2 separate regions of the Homo sapiens genome follow, and region 1 is linked to region 2. The links are chromatin loops, found by intact Hi-C in ENCODE. Cell type or tissue: heart left ventricle. All regions are shown on one strand. Links, peaks and the distances in the headings refer to the core of each region. The heading gives the core; the rest is flanking DNA.

Region 1 (4,396 bases), core at 243-4,242, 79 kb after region 2:
TTAGGAATTCCATACCAGCCTGGCCAACATGATGAAACCCCGTCTTTACTACAAATAAAAAATTAGCCAGGCATGGTGGCACACACCTGTGATCCCAGCTACTCAGGACGCTGAGGCAGGAGAATCGCTTGAACCTGGGAGGCAGAGGTTGTGGTGAGCCGAGCTTGCGCCACTGCACTCCAGCCTGGGTGACAAAGCAAGACTTCATCTCAAAAAAAAAAAAAAAAAATACAAAATAAAATAAAATAAGAAAGAAATCTAAAAAGTTTCACTATTAATGGATCGTTGCTTTACGAACTACTGATTGATGTAATTCAGCAGGAAGGAAATTAAATCCAGAAAAATCTATGGACTTAACAAAAAATGGTAAGCAAAGAAATTATAAGTATGTTGGGTATAGTGGAAATGCAACTGAGTCCTATCCAATCATCCTATATTTCACATCAAAGTATCGAGCAATATGATCAAATCTGATAATGAACAGATTTGGGGTCTTAGTCTACGAGAATCTTTTTCTGGTTTGAAAAGATTGAGTTTCCTATAGATAGAGCTGAGATACTTTTTTTTTTTTTTGAGACGGAGTTTCACTCTTGTTGCCCAGACGGGAGTGCAATGGCGCCATCTTGGCTCACTGCAACCTCCGCCTCCTGGGTTCAAGCAATTCTCCTGTCTCAGCCTCCTGAGTAGCTGGTATTGTAGGTGTTGGCCAGGCTCGTCCTGAATTCCTGACCACAGGTAATCCAACCACCTCGGCCTCCCAAAGTGCTGGGATTACAGGTGTGAGCCACTGCGCCTGGCCAAGCTGAGATACTTTTTAAATGTTCTTTGAGTGTGTATGTGGTGTGTGTGTGCGTGTGTGTGTGTGTGTTTGTTTGGTGTTTGTTTGGAGAGAGAGGTATGTCTAACTTGCTACAAGACTTCCCTCCTCCACTCAGGAAGTTTGTAGTCAGCAGACCAAATTACTGAAATGCAAGTACTGGTGCTCCTTGGTTCTTTACCTTCTCCCTCTATTCTCCAGCTCTTAACACTTCACTCCTCTCACTCCCTTTCCCTGTCCTCTGTCCCTGTTGGTAGTAATTCCTCCACTGATTGCTAGACACTGGGTGAAAAGCCAAAAAGCTATTTAGTGTATCGATATCATGGAATCCACTTGGCAGTTAGTTACATTTAACCTGAGTCCTGCAATGAGCAATGATAGTGCCACTGTACTCTAGCCTGGGCAACAGAGCAGACCCTGTATCAAAAAAAAAATCTATAGTCACTGACAACTATTAAAATGGGTTTTGTCTCTTTTATTTCTATCATAGTCTATTCAGTATATCAATATGAGATGAAATGGCCAACTGTTGGCCAGAGTTTGGAATAGCAAGTCTCCTGTAAATTACACAATGTACCGAGCTCAAAGGCTCAGAGAACATGTAAATCATTGCTGTTTGGATATGATGCAGTACTGCTAAGTGCCTTTTCATCTTATATGCCAAGTTCTCATATGATTGAGAAAACTCACTCTCTGGAGGTCCAAGGAGGCATCATTAAATGGTGACTGTTGGTGCAGTAAAGTCTTAGTTCTGCCTCAGTGACCTGATCTATTACCTCAGGGCCTCATTCTCTTTCCAAGTCACAATGTTACTTTTCCTTTTATCTTGTAAGGGCCTAGAACATTTATAGCATTGACGTCAATAATCTGATGACTTCCGTGCAGTTGGCAGAGATCAGCTCACATTTCTATCATTCATTTGCTTGAACAATCACAAACGGAAAGACAAGCAGACCCCTTTCCACTCTCGTGCTATGTTTACCCTAAGTACTTTGCTGAGACTTGGCAACAACCAATGGAACCAGGAGATAATTTGTTTGGATTAGGTCAATAGTCACCCTCTGATGTTTTTATCTATCTTGTTTGTGATGCTGCAGTGGTCTCTCTTCTGACATTTCATCCTACTCATTAATGATTTAGACAAATCCATCTTATAAATGACACAGAGAGCTGAATCACTAGTATTTACTTATTTTTGAAATTCACATTTAAGTCAATAATTATTTTTTAAATGTCATCAATATACGCCTACTAAGCTTAGTTTCTTAAGTAAGAAAATATAGATGGAAACTCAAAGAATTCCACTTTATGCTATACAGATATGTACAAACATGTAGCTGCTTAGAAAGACCATTCTCACTGCTCTCATAATTTCAATTATTTTGAAGAAGGTGTTTCTTTCTTTTCTTGATAGATTAAGTTTAGTAACTTTTTTTAAAAGAAAGAGAATAGTTAGGGAAATAAGAAGTACTCTGCAGTTTCTATGTTTCTATGTAAATCTCTAACCATGCTTTGTATTTTGATTTTCATATGTCTCTTCCCTTCCCTTCCCTAAAGAATCTGAATATCTGACATAGGCAACTTATGTCTTTCATGAGTTCTAGTGCCTTTGCAATATACTTCTTATTCTATCGTCACATCATCTACCTCATCTTAATACATAGCATTTCACAGTTTTCAATCTCTGGTATCTATTTTGGTTTTTACAACAATCCTATGATGTAAGGGAGTCAGATATTGCATGCCTTTCCATTTTATCCCTGGTGTGAAATGTTTTTCTTCTGATAATTAGTGTAACTACAATAAAATTAATTCAGCTTCAAGAATTTTACAATGCCCAGTGATATAACACTTCTTGAGAGTACCATGAAATAAACCTGGAACCAAGGTAGTGGGAAAGAGGGTAGCATTTAGAAAATATCAGAAAAGCCTGGAGCTACACTAAAACAATGCCCTGGTTGGCTTCTTAGCTTCTTCCATGTTTTGCATGCATGCCTCTCAGGCCACATGTTAAACTTTCTTTACGTTTTCTTTTCTTCACCCTACCCCCTGTTTTTTAGTGATTCCCCTAGGAATCAGGAAGTTTGTAGTCAGCAGACCAAATTATTGAAATGCAAGTACTGGTGCTCCTTGGTTCTTTACCTTCTAGTGATTCCTAGATTCCTAGATTCCTAGATCCCCTAGGAATCAATAAAAAACAAAGAACAAACATTTGTTTGTTAAATGTTTAAAAAACATTTGTTTTTTTTTAAAAAAAGACCTTCATAAAAAATTGAGGTATGGAATATGGAGGAGCTTGAATACTGTACAAGTCAGGAGAAGTAACTGCTGGCTGCTTTGACAAGTCAACTTCAAAATCTCACTTGCTTAACACAACAAAGAATTATTTCCTGCTCTTATTACAGTCGAATGAAGGCCAGACAGATTTACTCCAGTGGTTTCTCAGAGATGCAGGCTGCTTCTACATTGCAACAATAGTATCTCAAAATTCTTTGCTTCCAATATCACCAATGAGAGAGAGAGAGAGAGAAGAGTATTGTGGTGAATTCACACTGGCTCATAACTGCGTTGGACTCACAGTAGCAAGTCATACACACTCGCATTTCCATTGGCCAGAACTAGTTATGCAATTCCAACCTAATTACAATGCTGAAAAATGTAGAAGAGTATGTAGAGTATTTGGTGAGAACTGTTTCTGCTGTTAAAGAACAGAATGATTTTGATTCGTAGAAAATTAGAGCTGAAAAAGATTTTATAGGACATCTAGACTAATCTATTTCTTTCTTTTTACAGATTAGAGAAGAATCAGAGATTAGAGCAGTTAAGAGACTTGGTCAAAGTTGTATATTCCTAAGACGTGACAGAGGGAGGAGTTTCTATCATAATAACTAGTGTTTATTCAACTCTGGTTGTGGGCCAGGTACTGTGCTAACATATTTACATGTCTTCTCTCCCTGCTGCATCACACTAGCCCTGTGAGACAGACACTGTTCTTATCTTCATTTTAAAGATGAGAAAAATAACAAGTAAAATATCTCAGGTCACGCAGGTAATAAAAGGCAGAAAGGAGATTCAAACCCAGACTGTGTATCATGAAAAATGCCAACTTACAATCAATCTATTTTTTGATGCCCACTCTTTTTGCTCTGGTCCCCAAATTCCCCTTGGGATCATACCACAAGATGACACAGCTCTAAACTTAAATAATAGAAAAGTCTTCATCCAAGGACACTGCTGCAGGAACTTTAAAAACAGAAACTGCTGCAATATCCTTGATTGTCTAGAAGACATGTTGAAGTTACTTGTGAGAGTAGAGACAAAGCTATGCCATAAACATGGGCAAATCACTCCTGGATTAGCATGGAGAAATCTGCCCCTGGCTATATACAGGGTGTTTCCTGTAAGGCCTAGGGGGATTTTCTGTCATGTGGGAAGTAGCCATTTCACAATACTAGATCACAAACATTGACTTACACCCACAAGGTAAGTGAATGGAGAAAATAAATGTTGCAGTGTGTGTGTGTGTGTGTGTGTGTGCGCGCGTGTGCGCGCGCGCATATTTTATATATATATATATTT
Region 2 (4,396 bases), core at 231-4,230:
TTATTCCAAAATGATTACTAAACTTTTGTGTTATTATTTGTAATGCTTATAAAGTACTCAGCAATGGTACCTAACACATAGTCAACACCCCACAGTTGGTAGCTATTAGTGCCATCCCTATTTTGACTATGAGGAAATGAGGACTAGAAAAGTTATGTTAATCAAGGTCTAGTTACTAATTATCAAAATTGCTGCTGAAATCTGGACTTCTCAAATCTGTATTTCATGTTTTGAGTTTTTTGTTACCAGTAGCTTGACTAAGTATTAGATTAAGCATTAACTGTGTTGCTTCATTCATTTTTTAACTCTTATTTATAGCAAACCTGACATGGAAAATATAATGATGCTAATTCCTTTACATGCTTTAATTTATTTAATTCTTACTATAACCCTATGAGGAAAATACTATTATTTTTATTTTATGGACGATTAAACTGTAGTATAGACAGATTATGCAATTGCCTAGGATCTCACAGGTAATTAAAGGTAGAGGCAGGATTCAAACTCAATCACTTGCATACCAATGCCTGTGTGTTTTGCTTTGTTTTAAAACCATTATGCTATCCTGTTTCTTATGACAAAATTAATTTTGGACATGTTGATTTTGAGGGGCTTATGGGATAGCAGGATGGGGATGTCCAGTAAATCCCTGACACTTAGGAGAGAGTTACGGGAGGATGGGGATATAGAAAGAGAGTGCACTTGATAACTACAGTGCTAGACCATATTAAGAAAGTGGTTAAAGTGCCTGAAATATTGGAAGATGGAGGAATTTCACTAGATTCCATTCCAGAAAGTTCCATAGGAGACTCCATTTTTTTTTTTTTGAGATGGAGTCTCGCCCTGTCGCCCAGGCTGCAGTGCAGTGGTGCGATCTCCACTCACTGCAAGCTCCGCCTCCCGGGTTCACCCCATTCTCCTGCCTCAGCCTCCCTAGTAGCTGGGACTACAGGTGCCCGCCATCACGCCCGGCTAATTTTTTTGTATTTTTAGTAGAGACAGGGTTTCACCGTGTTCGCCAGGATGGTCTCGATCTCCTGACTTCGTGATCCGCCCGCCTTGGGCTCCCAAAGTGCTGGGATTATAGGCGTGAGCCACCGCGCCCGGCCGAGACTCCATTTTTAAAATGGATTTACGTTGTTCACAAGAACAGGTCTGTAATGATGAAATCTTACAGTCTGTTTTTAAGATACTCTAAAATATTTTGGTTGCTGTTTGTTATTAGACTCTGACAGGTGGACCTAGGTTGCCTGCCCAGAGGGTCTAGGAGCTCACAATTTCTCTAAAGACCCCTTTTCTGTTTACTGGAAACCCTAGGAGCTTCCTTAGGGGCTTGTCAGGCCAAGCTGACTAATCCTTCCTTCTGCTCAAATTTCACTCTTCTGAAAAGGGAGTTTGACGAGCAGGGAGTGAGTCACTAGCTCCAAGATGGCAGCAAGGAGCACTGGTGTTAATCTGTGTTATCTTAGTTCCCACAGGGTGAGTAATCATGCCTGGCCAAATCTCACTGGGCAAAACAGGTGCAAGTTTCCAAAGGAAGGCTTTGTGACCATAATAGGAGGTTAGCTGAAATCCAACCTGTATTTACTCCTTGCAACAGAATACTTTATGAACCATGGTTTACAGGAACATCCAGGTTCCCTAAAAATTTATCTCTTCCATGATGATGGAAACACAGCAACGTACACAGACTGGACCTGGGGACTATCTTAGCTTCTGAAGACTTGCACAGCAGGTCTAAAAGTCCAAGGCTGCCTCCTGACACTCCAGAGAGGAACTATGTGACACAGAGAGACTAAGCCAGGCCCTGCCCACAGGGTTGCACACACAAACATGTTTTCCAAGCCCTTTATACACTCAGCAGGGAACACGCCGTTCTCTCTGGGAGGTTGCCAGAAACTTATAAGAGAGTCTGATCAGTGCCAAGAATAGACAAGCAAGGCTTCTCTCCTGTCTCGGAAGGGGACACTGTGTGGTGCTGAGTTATTACCGCCCCTCTGTGCTCCTCTAGCCTTCAAAAGCAAACCTGAAACTGTTTCCCTGCACTTCTTAATCTCTTGATCAGTCGAAAAATTATTGCTGGAGCTCGCTATACCTCTTTGGGCACCTGTAATCTTGTTGTCCAAACCCAAATGCAAATATGTTCCCTCTGCTTGCATTTGTTTTGCATCTCAGAGACTCAGGCCGTGGATCTTTGAGGTAGAACCCAAGGAAAATAGTCAACAACTTTGTCCATTTGCCCAGGAAGAGTCTGAGTTGTTGCTGTTCCTCATTAGTCCTCTGCTTTAGCTTCAGCAAGGACGGCAAAGGTTACTTGAAATTCAGCCAGTGCAGGCAATGTTGAGAAAAAACTTGACTCTTCTCTTCCATGTACAGGATGTCTTTCCAACCCCTTCCCCAAAGTTTTCTTAAATCCTTGGTGTCTTCAACTTGGCCCCAGCTCTAAAATTAAATATTTACCATGTTTTTTCCTCTATAATAATACTGGGAAGAATCAACCATGCGTTTTTAAATAAAAGTCTCGCTTTTGTCACGCAGGCTGGAGTGCAATGGTGTGATCTTGGCTCACTGCAACCTCCAACTACCAGGTTCAAGCAATTCTCCTGCCTCAGCCTCCCGAATAGCTGGGACTACAAGCGCATGCCACCATGCCAGGCTCATTTTTGAATTTTTAGTAGACACACGGTTTTGCCTTATTGGCCAGGCTGGTCTCAAACTCCTCACCTCGGGACATCCACTCGGCTTGGCCTCCCTAAATGCTGGGATTACAAGCATGAGCCACTGCGCCTGACCAGTTTTTAAATAAAGCACTTTAAATGAGTTATTCACATATCCCTTGTATTTATATAGGGTACAGCTTTTTGTTTTAAAGCTGTTTGAATAGTTCTCCAAGTTTCTGAGACTCAACTGCTTTTTTGGCTTATGAAATTGCCATTAATCAAGATGCATTCATAAGGTATCAATTCCCTGAAATGTAGGTATTTAGTCCATTCTATCTATCCATGCATCTATCCATCTGTCCAATACTTTTTGTTTAAAGTCCCTAGAATAACCAACCAGCCTTTATATGACTGAATTTGAGAACCTACGGCAATTAACATGATAAATGTCACACAGATCCTTATTGTTTATTAAGCAACTGAAAATAGAAAAGCTCAGGGGAAAATAATACTTGTGAATGTCAGGGATTTTGCCATGGAGAGATTTCACCAACCATATGCAACCACAAAATATAGAATGTAAAACCCAGGCACAATAAGCTCATTCTAGGCTTAGTGTGTCCAGAATTGGTGGGTTCTTGGTCTCACTGACTTCAACAATGAAGCCGCGGACCCTCGCGGTGAGTGTTAACAGTTCTTAAAGGCGGCGTGTCCGGAGTTTGTTCGCTCTGATGTCCGGATGTGTTCGGAGTTTCTTCCTTCTGGTGGGTTCGTGGTCTCACTGGCTCAGGAGTGAAGCTGTGGACCTTCGTGGTGAGTGTTACAGCTCTTAAGGTGGCTCGTCTGGAGTTTCTTCCTCCCGGTGGGCTCGTGGTTTCGTTGGCTTCAGGAGTGAAGCTGCAGACCTTCGCGGTGAGTGTTACAGCTCATAAACGCAGTGTGGACCCAAAGAGTGAGCAGCAGCAAGATTTATTGCAAGGAGCAAAAGAACAAAGCTTCCACAGTCTGGAAGGGGATGACCGGGTTGCCACTGCTTGCTCGCGCAGCCTGCTTTTATTCTCTTATCTGGCCCCACCCCATCCTGCTGATTGGTAGAGCCAAGTGGTCTGTTTTGACAGGGCGCTGATTGGTGCGTTTACAATCCCTGAGCTAGACACAACGGTTCTCCACGTCCCCACTAGATTAGCTAGATAAACAGTGTCCACACAAAGGTTCTGCAAGTCCCCACCAGAGTCAGGTACCCAGCTGGCTTCACCCAGTGGATCCCACACCGGGGCTGCAGGTGGAGCTGCCTGCCAGTCCTGCATCGTGTGCCCGCTCTCCTCAGCCCTTGGGTGGTCGATGGGACTGGGCGCGGTGGAGCAGGGGACGGCGCTTGTCGGGGAGGCTCCTGCCACACAGGAGCCCATGGAAGGGAGAGGCTCAGGCATGGCGGGCTGCCGGTCCTGAGCCCTGCCCCGCCGGGAGGCAGCTAAGGCCCAGCGAGAAATCCAGCACAGTGCTGGTGGGCCGGCACTGCTGGGGGACCCAGTACACCCTCCGCAGCCGCTGGCCTGGGTGCTAAGCCCCTCATTGTCCCGGGGGGCAGGGTTGGCCGGCCGGCCGCTCCGAGTGTGGGGCCCGCCAAGCCCACACCCACCCGGAACTCCAGCTGGCCCGCAAATGCAGCGCGCAGCCCCGGTTCCCGCTCCCGCCTCTCCCTCCACACCTCCCTGCAAGCTGAGGGAGCCCGCTCC

The links. Peaks named below come from ENCODE experiments on the same cell type or tissue, not always from the same donor. Only the 100,000 strongest peaks of a DNase experiment are listed, where the experiment ranks them.
Region 1: it touches region 2 in a loop (10-fold over the local background); 1 of 110 quality-filtered maps calls a loop at or near these places.

What each region holds. Positions count from the first base shown.
Region 1 is chr7:95,627,512-95,631,907 of GRCh38, forward strand. No RefSeq gene overlaps it. Among named protein-coding and RNA genes, the nearest start is that of PDK4-AS1, 33 kb to the left of the region's middle. RefSeq lists an enhancer at 28-4,396. In heart left ventricle, for the core only: no CTCF peak of the experiment used is centred there; no DNase peak of the experiment used is centred there; H3K27ac peaks cover 2,794 bases.
Region 2 is chr7:95,548,488-95,552,883 of GRCh38, forward strand. It overlaps a transcript of ASB4 not described here. Among named protein-coding and RNA genes, the nearest start is that of PDK4, 46 kb to the right of the region's middle. In heart left ventricle, for the core only: no CTCF peak of the experiment used is centred there; DNase peaks (open chromatin) are centred at 1,104, 1,844 and 4,154; H3K4me3 peaks cover 786 bases; H3K27ac peaks cover 1,884 bases.